Linked DNA regions of Homo sapiens: regions 2 and 3 are each linked to region 1. The links are chromatin loops, found by intact Hi-C in ENCODE. Cell type or tissue: heart left ventricle. All regions are shown on one strand. Links, peaks and the distances in the headings refer to the core of each region. The heading gives the core; the rest is flanking DNA. Region 1 holds the start of LOC102723512 (a long non-coding RNA gene). Region 2 has its middle 21 kb from the start of CRBN. Region 3 has its middle 31 kb from the start of SETMAR.

Region 1 (8,491 bases), core at 324-8,323:
GGTGATGAAATAATCTGTATAATAAACCCCCATAACATGACTTTACCTATGTAACAAACCTTCACATGTACCCCGAACCTAAGATGAAAGTTTTAAAAAAAATACCTGTAATGTGAAAACCCTTTACTAGTGGGATTAATATTGTTTGGGCAATTATCATCACTGTACAAGTGGCTGTTAATAGCATTTTCCACTTGCTCTGTGCTGGGCACTGTACTATATTCTTTACCAACTATTATCTTATTTAATTATCAAAGGCTCTTTGGCGTTGGATATTATTACCCTTGTTTTTTTGTTTTGTCTTGTTTTTTTCCTAAAAAAAAGAAAGAAATTAAGCTGGATCAAGAATTCAAGCATCCTGTATTCTGGAACATTCTTCTTGCCATTAGATATAAGTTTCTTAGCTAGGCCTCCAGGAATGGAGGACAAGACATTTCAGCCCAAACTTTATAAAGTAACAAGTGATGTTCATTCTCAATACAGCTTTAAGATAATTCTTTACTGTCACCAAGGCACATATTTTCTTCTTTACATAGACCAAAAGCCTTTGCGAAAGATAGGGCACAGGCAAAGCCTTTTCATCTTACAATTGATCTTTTTGATGATTTGTTCATAAAGAAATAGAATTTCCCATTGTGGAGTCATTTCCATGGTTACCTATTGATTTCCTATAGGAAGCATGCTGTTTACACGGCCATCAGGTCTTTATTGTGGAGGGTAAATCACCCTCTGAGTTTTCACTTTATCTGCAACCTGAGGCATGTAAAAATGAGCTCTGCAAAATTACCAGAACAAGATAAATAAATGATTCATGTGAATTGGTTTTGCATGAATAAGTGATTAATCCTCTCTTTCAACTTTGCTATGAGAGAATGCAGAATTAATGTAATTCTATGCAAACAGAATCCACTTTTCTGAATTCTGACCTAATTGTTGGTATTTGTGAGGCAAAATACATGTAAAATTTCCTGTAGTTTTTAAAAAACTAATGATACTGCTACTGAAAATCAGGAACCAAACTTCTCTTTATAAACCTTAACTGCAGATGCACACGGATGAGATTGTGATTTACCCTAAAAGTTCCTTCAAAGCATCTTGTAATTTGGCATTCCAAAGGTATATGACCTTAGTGTTCCAAAATAGGACTTAGAATTGCTCACCAAATAGCCTAGTCTTTAAACCAGAGTCCATGTGGCAGCCTTAGCAGCCTGAATTAATTAGGCTCTTGGAAGAAACACACCTAGGACTCTGGAGTTTTCACATAATGAGAAATCAGTAGACCATTCAATAAATCAGTAGAACACTCAACCCAAGAAAACATCCACAAAAATAAAATCCCTTTAATTGGGGACATAAAATAACAATTCTATTCTATGAAGATGTGTCTCAGCGTTACGCTAGAAGTTTAGGTCTCTTTCTCCAAGAGTATTTCACCTGTAGTCAGGAACTTTAAACATAAACCCAGACCAACCAAGTGATTCTATAAAAGTCACAAAATAAGAATACTAGGAAGAGGAGATAATCTTGGACTGGAAGATAAGCAGAGAAGGCTTCTTGGTTTGTGCAAAATTGTGGCTTTTGCCATTACTTTCAATGGCAAAATAAATTTTGGCAAAACTTTTTGTTAGGAGACTTGCAGAAGCAGTGAGATTTGAATAGATACAAATAGAAAATTATAGTAGCTAACCAGTTAGCGAGCATTTACCATAGGACAGACGCTCTGCCAAACCCTTTATACTCTATCTTATCTTCATAACTATCCAATGAGGTGAGTAAGTTATTATTCTCTTTTTTATAGGTTAGATCGATGAGATTAGGCCAGGCGTGGTGGCTCATGCCTGTAATCCCAGCATTTTGGGAGGCCGAGATGAGCGGATCTCCTGAGGTTGGGAATTCGAGACCAGCCTGACCAACATGGAGAAACCCCGTCTCTACTAAAAATACAAAATTAGCCTGGCATGGTGGCGCATGCCTGTAATCCCAGCTACTTGGGAGGATGAGGCAGGAGAATTGCTTGAACCCGTGAGGCAAGGATTACGATGAGCTGAGATCACACCATTGTACTCCAGCCTGCGCAACAAGAGCAAAACTTTGTCACAAAAAAAAAAAAAAAAAAAAAAAAAAAAAGGCTGAGGTGTTAAACAACTAGTGTGACAGGGCTAGTTCCAATGATTCCAATACATACTGTCTCCTAAGTCTACAATCATAACTAAACCATTTCAGTCAGAGGGAAATAGGGAATATAGTGGCAAGGAAGCAAATCACATAGCAAGAGGGTGACAGAGGTTAAATCACTACATCAACAGAGAGTGGTGTAGTAAAGGGAGGAAGGGCTGGGAAAACTGCATGAGGGTGGATTACAGAGAGCTCTGAATGCCATTCTTGGTAGGATAAAATGTGAGAACTGAACCCCAACTGAGAAGGTGCCAATTAATTCAGGTGGCACTGACCTGTGAGGCTGAGGAGGTCTTAATCACCAGAACACTAAATGCTCATTATCCAACCTTTTAATTAGCAAAGAAACTACCCTGTCTGGAAAAGTTTTCAGCAAAGAACTAAGATTTGATCATGCTGTTAAAGAAAAAAAAAGAAAAGAAAAAAACAATCCTCTGATCTCTCCCAGGCAACAAATCTTGTATTTCAGATGTATGTTTTCATATCTTCCAGGTCCCAATTGGAGAGAAAATGAGGAAAAGGAGGAACAGATGGGACTAAAAGCAGAAGGCACCTGATGAAAGAGAAAAAGCAAGGCTGGGGGAAGGGTGTTTAGAGAAGGACTGGGAGAACAAAAGCAAAGAATCTGAAATGTAAGGTTATCTCCTCTGCTGAACTACACACACAAAGTTGTTCTATTTACTGCTTTGCAATATTGAGTGACTCTATCAAGTACTGGTGGCGATCGGTGCCTAGGAATAATCACATGGATCTCTCAATAGAAAGCTCACTTTACAGAATCAGGTCACTAATAAGGGCCTGGGGCATGTATATCACCATGTAGGTGTGAAAATGCAGGACAGGGTCAGGCTATGCCAACATCTTTGTACATGTGAAAAATGAAACCCAAGAAGGTCAACAGAAAGGGCATTGGCCTGGGAATCAGAAAGGTAGTCCTTTCCCTGAAAGAGGATAAATGTATTTTCCCAAGGTGACAAGGTAAGTAGTAGAGTGCCTACATTTTGTTTCTTGCCTCTTAGGAGAGCATGCTTTCTTCCGTTCCCATGAACTTCAGAATGAGCCACATCTTTACTCAAAGCCTCCTCTGCTATTTATATGTGTGACCTTAGGTAAGTTATTATCCTCTTTACCATACAGAAAAATAAAACAAGTTCTTTGCTTTCAAACAGCTAAATTAAATCAGGCACAGGTAGGTAGGCAAGGTCCAACAGGAGGAGTTGGTGTTAAGTGATTCAACTTTGTTCCCAGCACCAGGCTCATATTATAATTATCACTAAGAGTAGAATTTACCACTTCAGTAGAGGAAAGGCTCCCCATGCTTTTCCATAGCTTCCAAAGTTGGTTTGATGATTATGGGGGAAGAGAAGGAAATTGGGACAACACCTTCGATACTAGACAGTATTTATCAGTCACTCAGAGCTGTCCACCGTGCTTACAGCTTGGTGGATATTATTTCATTCAATCCCCCAGTAATCCTTTAGATTATTATTTCAATTGTACACATGAGAAAATTGAACTTCAGAAAAATTAAGGGACTTGCCCAAATCCCACTAGATTTAGCACCAGGCTCCAAGCTAATAGCAAACTAGAGAGCTCTTATGGGAACAACCATATTACTGCAGCTTTCCCAGTGTAGTTGTCATGACCAACTCAGGGTTCTCCAGTCCAAACAAGGAGGTCGTGCTAATCCATTCATACATCTTAACTCCCGGAAATCATTTCCATTCCCCATGGAGCAAAATTTTGGAAAGCAGATTCAACAAATTTTGCAAGGTACTGGGGGCAATGTGGCTATTATACAGAAATAAAAGACAACTTTCCTGTCCTCCAAGAACTTATAGTTTGGCACGAAAGTGGTAAGTAAACAGACAACAGCAAGTTAGACATCTTCTTCAGAGATTATATTTGAGCAGTGCAGATGTACAAAGAAAGGGGAAGAAAGTGAACAGGGAGGGAGACATTGAGGAAAAGCTGTGGTGGGAGGGAGAGAAGGAAGGAGGGAGGGAGGCAAGAAGGAAGGAAGGAGCGAGGAAGGGAGGGGAGGGGAGGGAGGGAGGGAGGGAGGAGGCAGGCTTTGTATGTCAGGGACTGTGTTAGTTATATTGCCTTATCTCTTAATTCTTCCAACACCTGGTTGTCGATATCATTACTCCCATCATATTCCTCCTGCTAACCTTCATCACCCTTAGAATGACCTAGTCTTGCATGATATGGTTCCTGCCTTCCTCTGTGGCATACATCCTACCACACTGACCCCTTTACTATGCCTTGAATGTATCAGTCTCTCTTTAACCTCAGGGCACTTGCTGTTCTCTCCAGCTCAAATGTCCCCCAACTCCCTCCAGATGTCCATATGGCCTGCTTCTCTCTCTCTTCCTTCTACTCAAATGTTGCTTCCACAGAAAGGCTCTCCTTGATCCCCCTAATAACCCACCTCTCAGCTCCACTCTCTTCTCCTTACTCTGGTTTATTTTTCTTCAAGGCACTTACCATTACCAATCTTTCTTTATTTGTATTTGTTGGTTGCTTGTCTCCCCATTCCTCCACTAGAATGTAAACATTTATTCTCTCTCAGGATAGTAGGCAGTGACTGTTTATTTTTATTTATCCCCAGAGGAGTCTCAGCAGTGCCTGACATATAGTAAGTGCTCAAGAGAAATTTTATGAATGAGCTAATGAATCTGCCTTTGCAAGATATGGAAACTGGGGTTCAGACAAGTTATGCATCTTGGCCATGTCACACAAATGGACCTACCAACTTCATGACATTGTTATGCTCACTCCTGCCTCAGGCTTTGGGCCTTGAAAATCTCTCCTCCTGCAGGTCTGCTGATGGATCTTCGCAGAGCTGGCTCCTTCCCATAGCTTCAGAAGAGCCTTCTGGGGTCACCTCCTTTAAAATTGCCCCTTCCACTCCCATTACCCTATTTAACATTCTCCATGACACTTACTACTCTCTGAAATTACCTTATTTTCTTATCTCCCTTATTAGAATGTAAGTACTAGAGAAATCAGACCAATGAGACTATTTCTTTCTCATTCACAGCCTGCCTAGAGCAGCACAAACAATGCAAAAACAAACCAAAAAATGAATAAGCGTGTGTATGTAGGTCTCTTAGTACCATGCTTGGCCCATAACAAGTGCTTACTAGCTACTAGTTACTAATTTTTTAGTAGTAGAGATTTAATAGGAAAGATTATAGGAAAAGAAACTCAAAACAAGGGAATAGTGTGAATTAAAGACTAGCTTTTCTTAAACTATGTTGCCAAGGTAGTTTTACCCACAAGTCTGTGTCCTGGGCAAAAATAGTGGAAATTGGCTTCAGCGCAATCACAAGACTTCTGGAGGAGTCTTTCACTCCGTATGGATCAAAAATGGTGTGTTTCAACCAAGAGTATGGCTTTGGACATCTTCTCGTACAATTCACATATTTGTCAGTCATATAAACATTTCAATTTCAAGAATAGCATCTAATGTGCAATTTAATTTGGCCTCCATTTTGTAACTCTCGGAGCTGCAAATGTAGTTATTTTCACTTGCAGCAAATGGTTTGGTTGAATAGTGCATGGCTATCCAGGACTGGCAGAAAGCAAAACACCAATCGATAAGAGCAATAAAACTGGAAATCCACAAGATGTGTGGCCTGAAACATGTATAATTTTTAATTCATAATTTACTTAAATGATTGATTCTCCCAAAAGAAAGAACTGAAATAAGTGATAAATTGAAGTCTTACTGTGCAGAAAAATGAATACAGTGTTGATATGTCTTTAAGATTTCTCCACAACCAACAGAGAAGAGAAGGTAACTTCTGGACCCTGAAGTAAATCTTATTTTTATTTGGGGAATTATTTGGACATAGCTGCTATTGCCAAAAAAAGATTAATCCATACTATGCCCACCTCCCACAGGCTCTACAACCATTCCAAAGAAAAACAGGTGAGGAGCTAAATGATGTTGCAAAAATCAGTGAATTTGGAATAAAAAACATCTGTATTCAAATATTGACTCTGTGGTAGGTAAGACTAGAGGATCAGACAGGAGGGCAAATATGTTGAATCTTTACTTAAAGGCCAACTCCCTTGCTGCCTACTTTTTTTTTTTTAAGAGACAGATTTTGCTGTTTCCCAAGCTGGAGTGCAGTGGCTATTCACAAATGCAATCATAGCACACTACAGCCTTGAAATCCTGGGACCAATCAGTCCTCCTTCCTCAGCCTCCTGAATAGCTGGGACTACACCTACCTATTTTTGTGCTCTACACTTATCTATTTCCCTTAAGAGGTAAGGGTTAGTATTTAAGACTTGTCCCTTGAAGCAGGCCTCCCAAGAAACAAGTGGGCTTTCTGCAAAGTACCAACGAAACTGGCAATGGCCTAAATCTTAAGGACATTAATCCTGGTCAATGATGGCAAGTCCTGGATCCCAGTCCCCCAGTTATGTCAGATTCTCTAGCTATGAATGCTGATGTGGCAAATCCAGCCGACAGCTTGCTAGACTATACAGCTGCAACCACAAGAGTTGGACTCCAGCCTGCTAATTACTCCAGGGGAGAGGCTGGTGCTACCCCAGACATAAATGCTGAGTTAGCAGCATGGAGCTAGAGCCAGCTCATATTGCTGTTGTATCCTGGCTGATCTCTGAATATAGCAAGGAGGAGGTGATGCTTCCCTAATAATTCAACTTGAAAGCCCCAAAGCCCAAGGATGGGGATCTATCCCAGAAATCTGACTTGCAGTCATGCTGAATTGCTGTGTACTACCCTAGAATGTGATAAACAAAAGAAAACCACACATCTGCTACTGCATACGTTCGTAAGTTTGCCTCTAGGGCTGATATACATTCTGGCTGTATACATTCTGGTTATTTGTATATCAGCCCTCTAGGGCTGAGATAAATTCCGGCTCTACACATTCTGGCTATTTGTCCTGGTCCCCACAATACCTCATTGATAACATTTATGAAGGGAAGAATAATACTTCTTGATAACTTTTTGGAAGTTGACAAAATAGAAAAAGAAGGTCCAAATGTCTATATTTTTATGTACACATTTATGCATATTTACAACTTCTGATATTTCTTCTTTTTTCTCAGATTATATGAACCTCTGGACTCTGGAGTAAGCATGTAAATATATACGTATATGTCTGTGTGTGTGTGTTTCTGTGTCTGTGTGTATTACTTATATTTATGTTTATATTTATATTTATAGGCATTTTGAGGTCCTGTGGTAAAGGCCTTGGTCATGTCTGCATAAAAGTCAGCATGGGATATCCTCAAAGCTGCAAGGCTCCACCTATGTAGACACTACTGGGAGCAGGATGCCTGGGAGACGAAGCAGGGCAGCATAAATTTTTGTAGCAGAGGCAGCATCTACAGGGGGTGTCTTTGTGTCTCGGAGGATTGTTGCAAAAGAGTTCATAAATGTGCAGTTCCCTATCTTCCCCAACCCTTCAAAGATGGGAAAGAACTTCATTTAGATGTTCCATCCTACCCCGTTTTTTTACTGATCTGGGCAATACCAGGTCCCCTTAACACACACACACACACACACACACACACACACACACACACACACACACACACACTTCCTGCAATATATTGTGCTGAAAATCAGCCTTGCTGTCACAGTTCCATTATCAGGAGAGTTTGGAGTAATGCCCAGCCTAGTCTATAATGAAAAATTGTGGCTCAGTGTCCTGATTAAAACCATATCATCCTTTCTTGTCTATAGCTCCGTTCTTAATTTCAGTCTAGCCCAAGACGCTATCTAAGGTGGCTTGGAATGCAGGCCCACATGTTCCTTTCTGCTGTGAGTACAAGCAGAACAGGCAGAGCTGGGATTCAAATTGACCTCTCTCTGATTCTGAACCCCATGGTCTTTCCCATGAAGAGATCTAGTTTTTTTTGTTTTTGTTTTTGTTTTTTTTTTTCATCTGTTAGGGGCTGTTATGGGTTGACTTGTGTTTCCTCCATCCTCCCTGAAAAAGATATTTTGTAGCCCTAACCTCTAGTACCCCAGAATGTGACCATATTTGGAGATACGGTCTTTATAGAAATATTAAAGTTAAAATAGGTTCATTTGGTGTGAGCTCTAATCCCATATGACTGGTGTCCTTATGCACAGAGGAAATATGAATACCAAGAAAGAGACACAGAGGAATCAGAGAAAAGACAGACACCTATGAGCCAAGGAGAAAGGCCTAGAACAGATCCTTCCCTCACAATCCTCAGAAGGAACCAAGCCTACCAACAACACCTTGATCTCAGACATTCAGCCTCCAAAACTGTGATGCAATCAGTGGTGCTTTGTTAT
Region 2 (8,491 bases), core at 377-8,376, 800 kb before region 1:
TGATATGGAAATTAACCAGATAATTTAGGCCAATGTGGATTGTAGACCACTTTAAAGTAGAGGTTATGCTTATGACTTTGAGCTGTGTGTGCCTATTGCTAGCCAGGGTGCGTTGATTGCTTAGATAAGAATCAGTTCTCGTATCCTGGCTGCCCCTCTTCCACCCGCTGCCTCCTTGAACCACGCTCATCTTCCCAGTTTCTTTAGCAAGTCATCAAAACATGACACAGCAGTTGGCTTTTGAGATAGGCTCATGCAGTACAGGTTCTAGATATAGTGATATCAGCTCACTTTCCAATTCTGTTTTCCTTTTGATTATAGGAACTTCCACTGTAGCCAAAAGAATACTTCAGGTGTGATTTTGGAATAGTTTTTGACCCTCTGAGTCTCAGTCTGTGGCATGAAGGAAGTATAGGCCTGGGAAATTTCCACGGTTCCCTTCTGCATTATAATTTTACGTGTATCCAGGTGCTCCTTTCAGCCTCTGAGTTCATCAAACCCAGACTAATTAGCTTTCCGATCCAGAGCTGCATGATAAAGACTACTTGCCTCAGAGTGTCCTTTTACTATTTGTACTGGGCTTACCCACCGCAACTGGCTTCACTTGAGTGGCATTTGTTACAAATTATCGATTGTGTTTTCAGATCATTCTATGGTTTTATAGGGATGCTGAAGAAATAATCTCACTGACTATATCTGACTGAATATATGTGTATGTATGCTTATATATGCACACACATATCTATGTATGCACACATGCATTTTATACACACACATAGTTTTCAAAGGAATTGTTTGGAGATAAGTGTCGAAATCTAAATTTGAGGACTGTGGTAAGTATAAGGTCCAGGTTAAAAGACCCTGTGGACCACTGTAGAGGAAGCCCTGGTTTGCACAGTGGGTCGGCTTGTGCAAAGTGCTAGACTCCTGAATATTTCCTGTATCCTTAGAATGTATTTATAAATTTTCTATTGCTGTTATCATAAGTGACCACAAACTTGGAAGTTTAAACAATACAAAAGTCTCATGGTTCTGTAAGACAGAAGTCCAGCTCATGTCTCACTGGGCTATAACCAAGGTGTCAGCAGGTCTGCATTCCATTCTGGAAATTCCAGGGAAGAAACTCTTACCTTGCCCTTCCAGTGTCTAGAGGCTGCCCAGATTCTTTGGTTCATGGCCTTCTTCTCAGTCTTCAAAGCAGCAATATCCCATCTCTGTGACCCTTCTTCCATCCTCACAGCTCCCTTTCGCTCTGTGATCCCAGGTGGCAAAGGTTCTCTGATTTTAAGGTGCTGTGCTTAGATTGGGCCCATCTGTATAATCCAGGGTTTAAGCATTTGTGAATAGATTGGGCCCACCTGTATGATTCAGGCTACTCTCCCCATTTCAAGGTTCTTAACCTAATCACATCTGCAAACTCCCTCTTGCCATTTAAGGTAACATATGCACAAGTTCCAGAGATTTAAATGTGGGCATCTTTAGGGGAACCATTGTTCTATCTATCATGATATAATTAAGGGAGGCCTTCAGGAAAGCCTAATTTTCACACCCAAAAATGAGACATGTGAGGAAACCCAAAGCCTCAAAACGATGGTAAATAATATGTGGTGCTCCAAGGGCCTTGGGGACTATTTTGTTAAATCTCTTACTTTACACATGGGGAAACTGGTGCTCATCCAGGCACATGGCTTGATCAAGGTCACTCGACTTGTTAGCAAAGCAGCTACACCTGGCATCTAGGTCCCCCAGCACACAGCTTAGTCCCCTTCCCGCCTCTTCTGGGGTACCTCTGATTGGACTTTCACTACAAAGAAGTATTTTGTTTTATAAAACCACTGGTAGAAGTCTCTATTCTACTTGGAAGAGTAGTTTTGGATGAGAACAGAAATTTGTTAAGTGGTTTGTAGATGAAATGTCAAGATGGTTTGCCATTTTACAAACAAAATCACTTTTAATCTCAAGTGACAAAACTACTCTGTTGCCAAGGGGAGATGGTATTTAAATAAAGGTCACACAAAATCAGGGGGCAAATGCAACGTATCTATCAAACACTTAAGAATAAGTTCAAAGAATCTTTGAAACCCTGGAAACTTTACAATTCTCTTCTCTACTCTTGTTCATCCTCTCTTTAAATCCCTGAATGTACATATCCATCCACTCATCCATCTATCCACGTATCCATCGTCTACACCTACAAGTTACTCATTGCATCCAGACCATGTGCTAGGGGCATTTGGGATGCATTCGTGAAAAAAACAGAGCCCCTGCACTTGTTTGGTTGAAAGTAGTAAATCAATGTTTCCCAAAGTGTGTTCTATGGCTCTCCTGTATCAGAATGACCAGATTCCTGGTTTCTGTCTGTATACAGAGCCACAGGGGGTTGGGTCTGAAAGTCCACATCTTAGCAAGCTTCCTAGATGATTTTAATACACGTTAAATTTTGTCCCTCACTGCCAAAAATAAAAACAATTCAGCTGGTAGGTTCTCATTTCCACACTCTCCTCCTTGGTTTACTGGGACCCCTAGCAACCGTGGGGGTGGGGGAGGAAGAAGAGCCAATCAGAGTACCTCCCCTATATTCTCTAAATATAGCCAGGGCTCCTCTGCTGCACCTCATTGTATTTTGGGAGGTTCTCAGATTTTCGTAAAGTAAATAGTCCCCATTGGAGAACATTTGGGAACCCACCAACTTGCTCTCTGAATTGAATGAAGACAACAAAAAACTCAAAATTGATACAAACTCAAATTCAAACCTGTGTGCAATTCAGTTTTCTACCTTTCACCATCTCTTCTGGTTTTCAAATAGGCTTTTACCACGACAAAAATATGTGTCAGGACATACTTAGCATTTGTCAGAAGTCAAAATACAGATGTGGTGCTATAATTTAAAATGAATGCTTGATGTGACATGATTAAGTTCATATCCAAGAAGGCAGAGCCCCAGCACTTTGCTTCCATGCATTGAAATCCACAAGCTTAGTGAATTATGCAGCTCCCGATGGTGGGGATTAAATCAGTTATCTAAATGTCACCTAATAACACAGTGAAATCTGGCAAAACATATGAATTTCCCAGCTGTTCTGAGTTGGCTGTTGATTTTGAAAGGCACCAGTTTACTGCTAATAGACCTCAGCCTTCTAAAGAGGGCTTTTCAATACTAACAACGTATCACTGAGTAATGGAAGCAGTCTCCTACCAGTTTTACTTTCAGCAGCATGGCCAGAAACACTGCAGCTTTGGAAAGTACCAGAGATACATACCTAAACCAGTGTCACTGAATTCCTTGAAAAAATGTCATTTCACTTTGGTTAGAGGAATTTCTCTATTTTATCTATTTTAATTTTTTCTTTCCATAGTTTTTTGTGGAATAGGTGGTATTTGGCTTCATGAGTAAGTTCTTTAGTGGTGATTTGTGAGATTTTGGTGCACCCATCACCTGAGCAGTATACACTGAACCCAATTTGTAGTCTTTTATCCCTCATTCTCTTCCCACCCTCTCCTCCCGAGTCTCCAAAGTCCATTGTGTCATCCTCATGCCCTTTGCATCCTCATAGCTTAGCTACCCCTTTGAGCGAGAACATACAATGTTTGGTTTTCCATTCCTGAGTGACTTCACGTAGAATAATCGTCTCCAATCCCATCTAGCTTGCTGCGAATGCCATTAATTCATTCCTTCTTATGGCTAAGTGGTATTCCATCGTATATATACCACAGTTTCTTTATCCACCTGATTAGGTTTCTTTAATTTATATGTAGTCCTATAAGTGCTTATTTTTATTTAAGAGCTTATTTTATTTATTATTTTTAATCAATTAAGTCCATTTGACCAATATTTGTCGAGTGTCTACTGTGTGCCAGGGAAAATGCTAAGCATTGGGGATGCAACGCTGAAAAATGCAAAGGCAATCCCTAATCTTGTCGAACTCACTGCATTCTACCTGCAAAACTGGGGGCTGGGGGGAACAAAGTAATAGGAAGTTGTAACAAATAATCTGAAGTAAATGATGAATGGCTGGAGTAGAGAAGGATGAGGGACACCTCCTTTAGTTCGAGTGGAAAACAAAAGCTTTCACAGTTGTAATCCCATAGACCCTTCTAAATTCTCAAGCCTGTGTTTATGCATAAAATTCCAGTGAGTGTTTTTTTGTATTGATTACATTTTAAATGCCCTTCATTTCATAATAAATATTTTACAACAAGCATCCAGCTCATTAATGCATTGCAGTATGGTCAATATACGCAACATCAGAATTCATATATTATTTAATGACTGAAGCTAATGAGAAATCATGATATTGGTGTTTTTTAGACTTGTTCATTTTTCAAAGTGAGCTTTAAGCCAGGTGCACAAATACCCATTAGCCACAAGATGGCGGGGTTGGTATTTAACAGAGAGTGGCCGGAGAGGAAATACTGGACTTGGACTTGAGAGAATGGCTCACATGCAGAAACAGACGCACACATTCTCTATCTCTGCACTTAAATGAAGAAGAAAATGAAAGCAGATAAGAAAAGAAAGGCATTTAAATAAATGCCCAAGTAAGATTTCAAAGATTGAAAAACGTTCCCAAACTAACTGATGTTACCTGGGTTTGTGACCTCACTAGAAGGTCTGACTATATGATGCCAGTGCTTGGAATTCACCAATTCCTAAAACATATTTGCCGCCCGCACAACCTTTTTTTCACCTCTCACCAAGACAACAAAAAAGTGAAGTTAAATTTTAAACATTAAAAAATAAGGGAAATACCTTGAGCTTGGGTTATTTTAAGAGCCCCACATTCTTTTGGCACATAATTTTTCATGTGTCTGACCTTGGGGACAAGCTTCTACATCCTCTCCTGCCCCTTCATTGGCTCCCCAGCCTCCTTCTGGCCCTGCCCACAACTATGCTTCTAAACTCTTTCCTGTTCAAATCATATTAATTTTCATCCTCCCAGTTAAAGGAAACAAAATCACTGCTCTTCATTCTTTTAGTTCTCTTCGCTAATGTGAATCCTTTTCTTCTTTCCATTTCTGTAAATAAATTGCAAGAACTCCTTGGGGCCGGGCATGATGGCTCAGGCCTGTAATCCCAGATACTTGGGAGGCTGAGGCATGAGAATCACTTGAACCTGGGAGGCAGAGGTTGCAGTGAGCTGAGTTTGTGCCACTGCACTCCAGCCTGGGGGACAGAGCAAGACTCCGTCTCCTCTCATAAAACAGCACAGGCAACCCTGCCTCACTCCTCACCCATTCCCATCCCAGCAACTGGCTTCATCACCCCTATCTACCCTTGGTGATCTTACTTTCTAAAATTCTTCTCTTGGCCCTCAGGGGATTTCCTTCCTATGGTACTACAAAGACTTCACAGGGCTGCTCTTGCTCTGGTCACACCTCAGATAAATTTCAGTTTCATTCTGCCCTGGCATTAGAACGAATAGCCTCATTCTCACATTTTGCTAACTGATTCTCCTCACAGTGTGGAGCTATAATGAAAATAAGAGCAGGGCAGATTTACTCTGTTTTAGTCAGGATTCTTGGTTTTCGGTGAAAACAGCTCATGCTTTTTTATTTGGCATGTTGGAGTCTAGCTGACTAGCATAAAATCAGGAATCTGCGCAGCTAGTCCTGGCGTCTACACGTTAACTGTGAGACCTTGGGCATGACCTCCTCGGGCCTCAGAGTCCTTTGTAAAATGAGGGCCTTCCAAACATGCTCTCAGAGACTCTTTCTCATTCTAACATTTTTTAATTCTGTAAATCAGTGGTTACTTACTTTGCCCGACATCCTCCAATGTGGTTTTTGTTGACTCCTAACTAATACGTGCAGGGCTGCTTTGTTGGGGGTCGGGGGAGGGGTAAAGGTTAAAGGGAAGGGTGGGGAAGGACAGGAGGAGAGAGGCTGGGAGAAAGGAGGGACTCAGCCTACAGCCATCCTCGCCGCGTTAAACGGAATTATGGAAAGAAGTATAGTTACAATTAAGCATTAATCAGGCTGAACTTCAACCTACTCCCTTGTAGCCAAAAGTCACGTAACACTAGATACTGACCATTTGCGTCCCCATTATTTCTATAGATGGGATCTCTCATATTAGAATCATAAAGTTTTTGTTTCAGAATAGCTTGAGCAGGCTGGGTGTGGTGGCTTATGCCTACAATCCTAGCACTTTAGAAGGCTGAGGCAGGAGGATCACTTGAGGCCAGGAGTTCAAAACCAGCCTGGGCAATAGTGAGACCCTGTCGCCACAAAAAATAAATTAGCCAGGTGTAGTGATGTGCACCTATAGTCCCAGCTACTCCCGAGGCTGAGGTGGGAGGATTGCTTGAGTCAGGGAGGTCGAGGCAGCAGTGAGCTGTGATTGCTCCGCTGTACTGCAGCCTAGATGACCGCCCCCCACCCTACCCACACCCCCAACCACCACCAAAAAAAAAAAAAAAAAAAAAGAACTGCTTAAGCAGATCTGGAGATCTGGAATTCTTGAATTCCAGCAAAACAGCTGATGCCAGTTTAAAGACCCCCTCCAGAGAAACCAAACCAAATCAGCATGGATGGGAATACTATTTCTTCATTTCCCTGTCCTGTGACTTCACCCTACACTCTTTTACCAATCAACAATCTCCACATTTTGGCCCACTCCAAAACCCTTAAAGACCCTAGCACCAAACTTCTTAGAGAGATGGATTTGAGGTTTCCTCCTGTCTCCTTGTTTGGTGGTCCTACAATTAAACCTCTTTTTCTGCTGTCAGTGTCTAGGCGTATTGACTTGCTGTGCACATAGGACAACAGACCTATTATGGTTACAAGCCCTCCATCACCCTCTCATCCAAATCCTGTCTTCCCTGCAAAAGTTCCCCAGGGATTACAAAATCAGGAATAACACCTTACCTATTAAGGTGATTGACTTTTGCAAGCTATCTCTTAAATTCTATTTGGAACAATAAAATGAATAAACAAAATAGACGTAGATTATCGCAATTTAACCTTCAAAGAACTTATAGGCCTCTTAGTGACATTTCTCCTTGACAAAACAGGTATGAAAGACAGCTGCTGAGAGCATGAACAGAATATTGTTCCTTGCTTCTCATACCCTCCTCTAGGCCATGGATTCTCAAACTTCAGCCATGAATCAGTATTATTTTGAAGGCTTATTAACATGTTCATTGCTAAGCCTCACCTCCCTAGAGTTTCCCATTCTGCAGGTCTGAGGTGAGGCTTAAGAATTTACCTTTCTAGCAAATTTCTAGGTGATACTGATGCTGCTGGAAGTGCACCCCAGGAACCACTGCTCTAAGTAAAATGCAGGTTGACCTGACTTTACACTTCTCATTGTTTAGGCTGCTTGTTACTTGCTTATGGCTCTAGTATTAATAGAATAATGCTCCCCCAAATATGTGAGTCCGCAGAACCTGTGACTATGTACATCAGGTGGCAAAAGAGATTTTCCAGATGCAGTTAAGCATCTTGAAAATGGGAGATTATCCATGATGACCTGTGTGGACCAACTATAATCATAAGAGTCTTTATAAGAGGGAGGTAAGAGAGTCAATGTGAGAAAATGGTAAGAGAAAATGGAGATGTGAGAACAGAAGCAGAGGTTGGCATGATGTGAGGAAGGGGCCATGAGCCAAGGAATGAAGGCAGCCTCAAGAAGCTGGAAGAGGCTATAGGGAAGGATGTCTCCTTGCCTTTTTCAGCTTCTTCCCATTGAATATTGGAAGTGAGTAGTCTCTCCATCTGCAGACTCAGTAACTTTGCCCGTTTCCTTGACCTCTTCAGGAACATTTATTTTTTCCAGTTGTGTCTTTGTTTATTACTTTTGCTTTAAATGTTCTGTTTCCCTCGTCATGAATACCCTAGATGAGAATTCTCCCTTTGTCCTCCTTAATTGTTGTGCTGATGGCCTCTCATCATCACAGCCTTGTGTGCTGTTCTTCTGCACTCTGGAGGGGCTTCTGAAGTTGTTCTACACCATGCCAATCCTGCCACTGTTCTTCTGTGACAGGCCCAGGTCTCTCTCCATGGCCAGCCTGCTAACTTTGCATCTGTCCTGTATGTAGTCCTCTACAGCAGTCTGTTTTTTTCATAACTTATCTCACATCACAGAAACTCTTCTTGCATCCTTTTGAAGATGCCAAGTATTTTCTTCCCTTTCCTAGAATTGATCATTTTCAGAAGTATGCCTGTATTCAATATGATGTCGTTTTCTGGTTCTGTCATATTTGTCTTATTTTTCCTCTGCTCACCCGGGAATGTGGGAGATATAGTCAAATTGCCCTGCTCTTGGCCCTGTTCACTGTCTGTTCACCTGTTGGTGGATTCCCCATTTTAGATCTGCTAGAGAACATGGGAAGATGCACAGCTCCTACACCAATTTCCAAGAGTAACAGAAACCCAACTTCTAGGATTCTGCCCTGCCAACAGTTTTTCTGTCATTCTGAACTGATAGAATATACAGAATCTATAATCTCTCACTAAATTGTATTTTTCTTTTATTGTTATTATTTTTGCA
Region 3 (8,491 bases), core at 381-8,380, 270 kb after region 1:
CATATTCTCACTCACAGGTGGGAACTGAACAATGGGAACACATGGACACAGGAGGGGGAACATCACACTCTGGGGACTGTTGTGGGGTTGGGGGAGAGGGGAGGGATAGCATTGGGAGATATACCTAATGCTAGATGACGAGGCGGGGAGGGATAGCATTGGGAGATATACCTAATGCTAGATGACAAGTTAGTGGGTGCAGCGCACCAGCATGTCACATGTATACATATGTAACTAACCTGCACATTGTGCACATGTAGCCTAAAACTTAAAGTATAATAAAAAAAGAAAAAATAATAATAAAACCCCGCAATTTGCTTTTACATAGTAAAATAAAATGTTTTTCTTTTTTTTTTTTTTTTTTCAGATCAATGTTTAATGATAGGTTTACACAGTTGTGTGATAGCTTCTGTTGGCACAGGAAACACTACTACATACTCAGAAACATACTTCTATTACTTCCCATGATCACAATAGCAACCAGGTTTAATATTACTTCCCCTGTTTACATACACAGAAACTCAGATTAAAAAAAAAATCTATCCAGTGCTAAGTAGCCAATAAATGGCAAAGACTGAACTTGAACCCGTATCTAATTAACTTTAAATCATGTGCATTTTCTACTCAACCACTCTCCACTTAGCTACTTAATGCATTCTTCTAGTTAATTTTAGCATCACAGGACAGAAAAAAAATACCTTTAAAAAAGACATTTAGAGTGAATGTGTGTGTGTGTGCGTGTGTGTATATATACATATATATATGCTTTCACTTAAGTTGCAAATCATAGCATGCTCCGGTAGTATAAGGAAACTGTTCATAGGTCTAAAATATGGTCTTAAACATATTTTTAAGTGTTAATTTTTAAAGTAACTTTTTAACCATACAGAAAGGGAAGTGAACATACCTCTGGAAACACCACCCAGATCAGTGATGATCCTTGCCTCATACTGCTGTACAGCAAAAATAATCACTGCCATAGATGTGTTTTGGCTGTCTTTTGATCTTTATACACACAGAATCATTTTTTTATTATACTTTAAGTTTTAGGGTACATGTGCACAATGTGCAGGTTAGTTACATATGTATACATGTGCCATGTTGCTGTGCTGCACCCATTAACTCGTCATTTAACATGTTAATGCTATCCCTCCCCACTCCCCCCATCCCAAAGAATGAAAGAATTACAGGATTGTATCTCAGAAATGTTTGCGCTTCATAATTCACTATTAGCAACACAAACTTACCAAAGGCCTATAATAGCATTCCAATTTTTTAAACCTTAAATTCAGAAATACAATTTTAATCCAGAGCTAGTCATGAATCATAATTAAAGCGTGTTTAGCAGATACATGCAAATATCAAACAATCTTAACCAAAGTGCCATATTCCAAATTACTTGGTATTTGCAGAAGATAAGGCAGCACTACAGGACAGAGGAGAGTTAACAAAGACCAGAAGCGGGGGAAAGAAAGAATGAATGGGTGAGTTGTTATCCTGATAATCAAAAATTCACATTTCCCAAAACCCAACAGTCCAAAGGCAAGACAGGCCAATTCCTTAAGTGGAATAATATTGGAAGCCATGAAGCTCACAATGGCACTTCCATTCAACTACTAATGCACAAAATTCTACCAGAAATGCATCCCTCTGAGGATCTGGCCCTATTAAATTCTCATCCTTCTCTGGACAGACTAGAAAATGTAGGGTATACAATACAAGCTGCTCTTAGCTACCTGCACTCTGTGTAAGGACAGTCTACAAGAGGGAACTTTTTGAAGGTGAAGAGCTGATGATGAAGTAATGATACCATGTATTAAGTGACTTATGTCCTAAGCTTTTTACAGCTACCATCTCATTTAGTCCCCACAGAAGTACTACAAATAAGGTATTTTTAATCACATTTTATGTATAAGAAAGCCAAGGCCCAGAAGAGGTAGGTCATTTACCCACGGTTCAGGAGGAACAAACGAAGAAACTGGGGTCAGAGCCGGACTATCAGGGAAACTAAATTGATGATACACTGATGCTGAGTCAATGACCTTGGGCTCCTTATAAAGGAGCCTCAGTATTGAAATAATTAAGCACTGAAGTAAGCACTGAAGTAATACTGACTATAGGTGATAAAGTGGTCCCAGGTCTCCATCTGCAAGAAAACAAACAGGGAGATCAAGAGAGGGAAAGTCTCTTCCTTCTTCTCTCTTCCTTTCCCTTCCCTTATTTTCACTTCTCTTCTCTCTTTGCTCTCTCTCTCTTTCTCTCTCTCTCTCTCTCACACACATACACGCACACACACACCACCCACTTAAATTCAAAGGATACAGGTAAATAGAAAGCTTAAATCATTTAATAAGCAATGAATTTATAATTACAACTCCTAATTCTTAAGGATTCTGCCATAACAAGGGTATATATTTACAGAGACAAAAGGAATTGAGTGTAAGGGGAACTTCAATTTATGGGAAGAAGAAGGTCGTCAAAAAATAGCATTAAACTTTGCCTCAGATTTCAACAAAGGATACCAGCATGTGGGGTGCTCCCTAAGTATAACTGGTATTAAAAATTAATCAGGTCTGGAATGGGATATTTCCTGGCTTTGCCAAGCAAAAAAGTTAGGTAATTTAATATTGATATTAACAAAGATGAAGGGAATGGTTATTTGGTTTTCACTTTGTTAGGAACTTCCCTAAAGGGCTTGGTATTCTTAAATAGCATTTCACCCAGGAGAAGAGTTTTAGAGACCACAAAGTGAAACCAAATCATGTAAAACGGAAACTGGTCAATTAGCTCTGACTGCAGTATGCTATTTGTGAAGGCAACAAAGAGAAAACACTTAAGTCTGAATACTTACATGTCTCACAAACGTTTGTTAATGGTAGTATTAGAAATAACTGAAACGCAAAGGATAAAAACTAAGTCCTAGAATACATCAAACTCAAAGTCACTGAAAGTGCTATAGTCAGTCTGATCGATTGTGCTAATACCCACCACCAATCACATTTCATCAGGATCTCAACAGTGATTTTCTTTATGAGGAAAAGTTTTTAACTCCTGAAAAACTAGAAATAACCAAAGTCCTAAAATACAAGAAAAGGAGCAAGGTATAATAAAAAGGCATTTGACCAAATTTCAGACTTGTTTCTCCTTGGTGTTCTTGGGCCAACCACTCCATGTCTTATGCACCATATATTTTTACCTACCAAATAAGGAGGTCAAGCCAGATAAACTCTGGAGTCTAACATTCTCTGATTTCATGAGGTATCCTTGACTGAATGTTTAAAAATCTACTCTATTCAAATGTTTTATACTATCTATAGATAGATAGATAGATAGATAGATAGATAGATAGATAGATAGATAGATAGATACAGAGAGGATCTCAACATTGCCCAGGCTGGAATGCAGTGGCGTGATGGCATCTCACTGCAGTCTTGAAATCCCAGGCTCAAGTGATTCTCCCGCCTCAGTCTCCCAAGTAGCTGGGACTCCAGGAGCATGCCAGCATGCCCAGCTAATTAATTTTATTTTGTAGAGACAGGGGTCTCACTCTGTTGCCCAGGCTACTCTCAAACTCCTAGCCTCAAGCTATCCTCCTACCTTGGTCTCCCAAAGTGCTGGGATTACAAGAATGAGCCAACCTGGTCTATGCCATCAATTTAAACATTAATTAAAAACTAAAATCATAGCTTGTGCTCAGAAGTGTCCCTAAAAAGGAGTTCCTCGGAATTCTGCTTCTCTTAGAGCACGCAAATGAAGACTATTCCTACATAGCCTCTGGTTGATGTAAGATAAGCCAAGAAAAAATATTTTTTCTTAAGAACAAAGTGCTGGGAATCTCTGTCATAATTAAATTCTTCTTTATCTCACTACATGACTGCCCTCTCTTGGTAGATACTGAGATAACAGAAGCTGATTTCCTGACCCGGACTGGAATTTGGCTTCAGGTTTCAAGAAAATATTCTTGATTCTTGCCAGTAGGGAAATCTACTTAATAAGGCAAGTGTAAATGTAATCTGTAATATTTAAAAGATAGCGATTTGTTGTTTTCAAGGTTGGTTTCCTGAGAGATGAACAATACTGTGCAGGAAACATTAGGAAAAGCTCGGGATCAACCCTTTCTCTGGCGGACTGGAGGAAAACGCAGAGGCTGGGCTGTAATGTGGTTCCAACAAGGGCTTTAATCGACCCGACAGAGAATTCTGAAACTGGCTGGACCTTCGGAATTGTTCTGAGTTGGGACAAGAAGACTAGGCCTTCACATCCTCACATCAACCAGCCGTTGGATACAGGCTGTCCATGGCCCTGGACAAGGAGCTATGACCCTGAGCAAGGTGACTCTTCCTCTAAGAACAGTTTCTGACGGGGGCTGACACAAGGAAACTATCAGGTAGCAGCAGACCTGGAAGCGGGAGGAGCAGACCTTTCAGACCTGAGGGAGAACCTGGGTGTGGCATCACAGTGTCTGCTACATAATTATTCTATACTGCCGTTAATAACTGTTTCTTAAAAAACACAGTGGCAAAAAGTGTAACTAATCTTGCAATGATTACAAAAATCAAAGGTAATAAATATACGAAATGATGCAGCCACGGTGGAAAGCAATTTGGCAGTTTCTTTAAAAATTAAATTTACCATATGGGCCAAGTACTGTGGCTCATACTTGTAATCCCAGCACTGTGGGAGCCCAAAGTAGGAGGATCACTTGAGGCCAGGAGTTTGAGACCAACCTGGGCAATATAGCCAGACAGCATCTCTACAGAAAAGTTTAAAAATTAGCGAGGCATCGTGTTACGCACCTGTAGTCCTGGCTACACAGGAGGCCAAGGCAGGAGGAATTCGAGGCTACTGTGAGCTATGATCATGCCACTGCAACTCCAGCCTGGGTGACAGAGTGAGGCTCTGTCTCCAAAATATATACATATATATAAATATATATACACACATATATATATACATATATATATACACACACATATATATATATATAGAATTTACCATATGGTCCAGTAATTCCACTCCTAGATGGAAGAGAAGTAAAAACATGTTTGTCCACACAAACACATACACAGGAATGTTCATAATAGCATTTTTCATAATGGGCAAAAAATGGAAACATTCCAAGTTCTATCAATTTGTGAATGGACAAACAAAATGTGTTATGCCTATAGAATGAAATAGTATTTGGCAATAAAAAGGAACAAAGTACTGATACATGCTACAACATGAATGAACTTCAAAATATGCTTTAAAACCCTAAAGCAACAGACTACATATTATATGATTCCATTTATATGAAATGTCTAGAAAAATATCTATAGAAACAGAAAGTAGATCAACGACTGCCTGAGGCTGAAGGCGGAAACAGAGGATGACTGAAAATGTCATGAGCAATCTTTGGAGATCATAGAAATGTTCCAACATTGAATTGTGATGGCACCACTCTGTGAATGTACTAAAAATCTTTTAACTATATACTTAAAATGAGTAAATTTTACATTAAGTAAATTATACTCAATAAAGCAGAAAGAAGGAAGGGAGGGAGGATACGGGAGGGAGGATACGGGAGGGAGGATACGGGAGGGAGGATACGGGAGGGAGGATACGGGAGGGGAGGATACGGGAGGGGAGGATACGGGAGGGGAGGGCATGGGAGGGGAGGGCATGGGAGGGGAGGGCATGGCAAGGGAGGGCATGGGAAGGCAGGGCAGGTCATGATGTTCCTGGTGGCCGACTCTGATCAGTGTTGTTTCTTTTTTTTAATCTAAACATAGGATATGGGGTTAAAATAATAGCCTAGTCTGCATCTGTCAGAATACGTCATATCAGCAGGTCCCTGGACCTCAATGTTTAGCATCTAAATTCACTTTGGGGAAAACTCAATATAAACAGGGCCCATAAACAGTATGATAGTTACCTCCCTAAAGCAGCTGGTAGGAGACTGCCCAGTCATACTAAAAACAAACAAACAAACAAACCACTCTAAGATATACACTTTCAATGTATGTCTAAAATCTCCATCTTCATCAGTCTGACAAAACTATTCTTCCTCCCTTCTACACATATACCTAGGCTTAATAATAATACCATGTTTGACCAACTTCCCTTTTCAAGATTGCCCTTGATGTTCACTTTTACCCAATTTCACCAAGAAACTAAATTTGTAGGGGGCAAAGGGAGAAGTGAGGATGGGGAGGGAAAAGACCTAGGTATCTAAGCTCTACTGAAAGCATACTATATTCGGCACTGTACTTGTTATATATTATGTCACTTAGTCTAACTACAATTCTGTGGAGGGACATTATTCTTATTTAATGAATAAGAAAGCAGAGGCTAAGAGGATTAAGCCATTCATCTGAAATCAGCCAGGATGGTAATAAGATAAACATAGGTAAGACTATATAAACAAGATAATACAAAAATATCAGACTACTTTGCAATTGTCTTTTTGGAGTTAGGCAGCCAGACTCTGCCCCTATGAATAGGGATAGGTTTTCCCCTGAAAAAACTGAATATCCCACTGTAAAACATCCTGGGAAGAAGTTTTTCCTGCAGCTGAAAATGAATCTCTGGAAATAAAAAGCTTCTCTCTGGTCACCCTGCTTAGGAGACGAAAATTCATAAAAATCTAGACTGACAGAAAAAACTAGACCAGGTAATAGGAAGCTGGTCTGGAATCACAGGTTGAATTCTGCAGAAGCAGCTGTCAAGACAGTGTTTAGGGTCAAAATATTTATTACGGAATAACACCAATGAAAGGAGGGTCAAGGAAGCAGAACTGGACAAAGGAAAAAGTCCAAATGTCAAACAGGCCTGATGAAGCCCTGATCACACCAGAGGGCATCTCCAGAGCAAGCATTACCCATCAGAAGTGTTCTGTGATGCATCTCCGTGTCTCCCAAACCTAGGAACAGACCCTAGGGTTGGTCTGGGTTTTTGAGCAGTTGAAAATTAGCCTCCAGACTGTACATTCTTTTCTTTATAGTCTGCCCTTGGTTGCGCTATGAGAAATTAGAAAAAGACCTGATCGTGGTAGAATAATAGAAGCAAGAAATGAAGTAGTTAGAACGACTTCAGCTCTAAACACAGTTTTAGTTTGTTGAAATAATATGTATTGTCTCATATACAATATGAGATGTTCACAGGCAGAGAAATTGCAGAGTTGGCATGATTGGGGCACCACTTCCCTCTGTGATATGGGTTCTCTCCTCTGTGTTGGCTTCATCCTTAGGATGGCAGTAAAATGGACTACTTCCAGATATAACATTCAACAGGGCAATGTCAAGAGGCAGAAGAGGGATGGTCTCTTCTGGTGCATTCTTCATAAGACCAAGAAAACCTTTCCCAGAACTCCCCACCTCCATCCCAGCAGACCTTCCCTCACATCTTATTTGTCAGAACAAGACACATGTCACTCCTAAACCAATCACTGGTGATCCCTTTGGAATAGTCAACACCAGCTTAGTCTATTCAGGACCTATCTGCTGTAACTGGGGATGAGGCCAACTTCTCCCAAAGTACTTAGCTCTGGGGAGAAGAGATGGATGTTTGGACAAAATCAGAATTCTCTCGGGAAGAAGACAAAAGCAAAAAGTTAGTTGAGTAGGTAACCTACAATGTTCTCTACATAAGGACACTATTGCTGAAGTCAGTAAATGTCACTTAGCCAAGCAACTATGGTACAAGCGTCAGAACTAGCAGAAGCACGAGCTTTAGAACAGTAGCAGAAAATAATCATATTGGCCTGTTTCTGCTCACATACTAGAATCCTAAGAAAACCTGGATCATTAAAAAATATTTTTTTAACTCCTAGAAGGCTAATTTCCCAAATCAGTTTCATTTCTCTGTAGTTCTGGTTAACCTATCCATAAGAAATAAAATACTCAAGCCCTGATCTGTGTGGTTCCAAGTTCATGAGTTCAAGCACAAGACATTAATTTTTCTCAGATTCCATCTTCCCTGGGGAAATTTATTGTCCAGAAATCCACCCCCATGGCCCAGCATCATTCTCTGATAAGAGATTTGAAGGGATATTTTACAGGGGACAACAGGCATGATTAACTGCTGTGGGAATGGACAGATAATAATATTTATTGCATTTCCTAAAACTGAGGCTATAAGGCAGCACATTATGAATATGCATGTTGATTTAAATGAAGAAATAGCCTAAAAAGACATAATATGTTTAACTGATTTCTCAAAATGCTTTGTTATATTCAAAATATAACTATCTTTTACTATGACAAAGTACAAGTTTTGAGCGTAATTAAAAATCAGCAGAATATTCCAATACTCTGTTGTAGAAGTAGCCTTGTTTCCATTAAAAGAAGAAATTATTTCTTTGAAAATCATTTGTACCACCAGCTCCACCACTCATTGGATGGTGGTCTTAAGTTCTTGGGGTCTCCTCATTCCTTCCTTTATAAAATGCACATGATTTATCAGTTCCTTCTCAACCCCACAATTTATTATTGCAAGATATAATTGATTCCAG

Evidence for each region. Hi-C counts contacts between places; a loop is a spot of excess contacts. Peaks named below come from ENCODE experiments on the same cell type or tissue, not always from the same donor. Only the 100,000 strongest peaks of a DNase experiment are listed, where the experiment ranks them.
Region 2: it touches region 1 in a loop (3-fold over the local background); 56 of 110 quality-filtered maps call a loop at or near these places.
Region 3: it touches region 1 in a loop (2.2-fold over the local background); 10 of 110 quality-filtered maps call a loop at or near these places.

What each region holds. Positions count from the first base shown.
Region 1 is chr3:3,999,762-4,008,252 of GRCh38, forward strand. It overlaps LOC102723512 (a long non-coding RNA gene), which reads left to right and starts at 6,358. Exons shown (of 3, transcript XR_007095788.1): 1 at 6,358-7,302. In heart left ventricle, for the core only: no CTCF peak of the experiment used is centred there; no DNase peak of the experiment used is centred there.
Region 2 is chr3:3,196,453-3,204,943 of GRCh38, forward strand. No RefSeq gene overlaps it. Among named protein-coding and RNA genes, the nearest start is that of CRBN, 21 kb to the left of the region's middle. RefSeq lists an enhancer at 5,300-5,479. In heart left ventricle, for the core only: a CTCF peak has its summit at 4,359 (motif pointing right); no DNase peak of the experiment used is centred there.
Region 3 is chr3:4,268,154-4,276,644 of GRCh38, forward strand. It overlaps a transcript of SUMF1 not described here. Among named protein-coding and RNA genes, the nearest start is that of SETMAR, 31 kb to the right of the region's middle. In heart left ventricle, for the core only: a CTCF peak has its summit at 3,897 (motif pointing left); no DNase peak of the experiment used is centred there.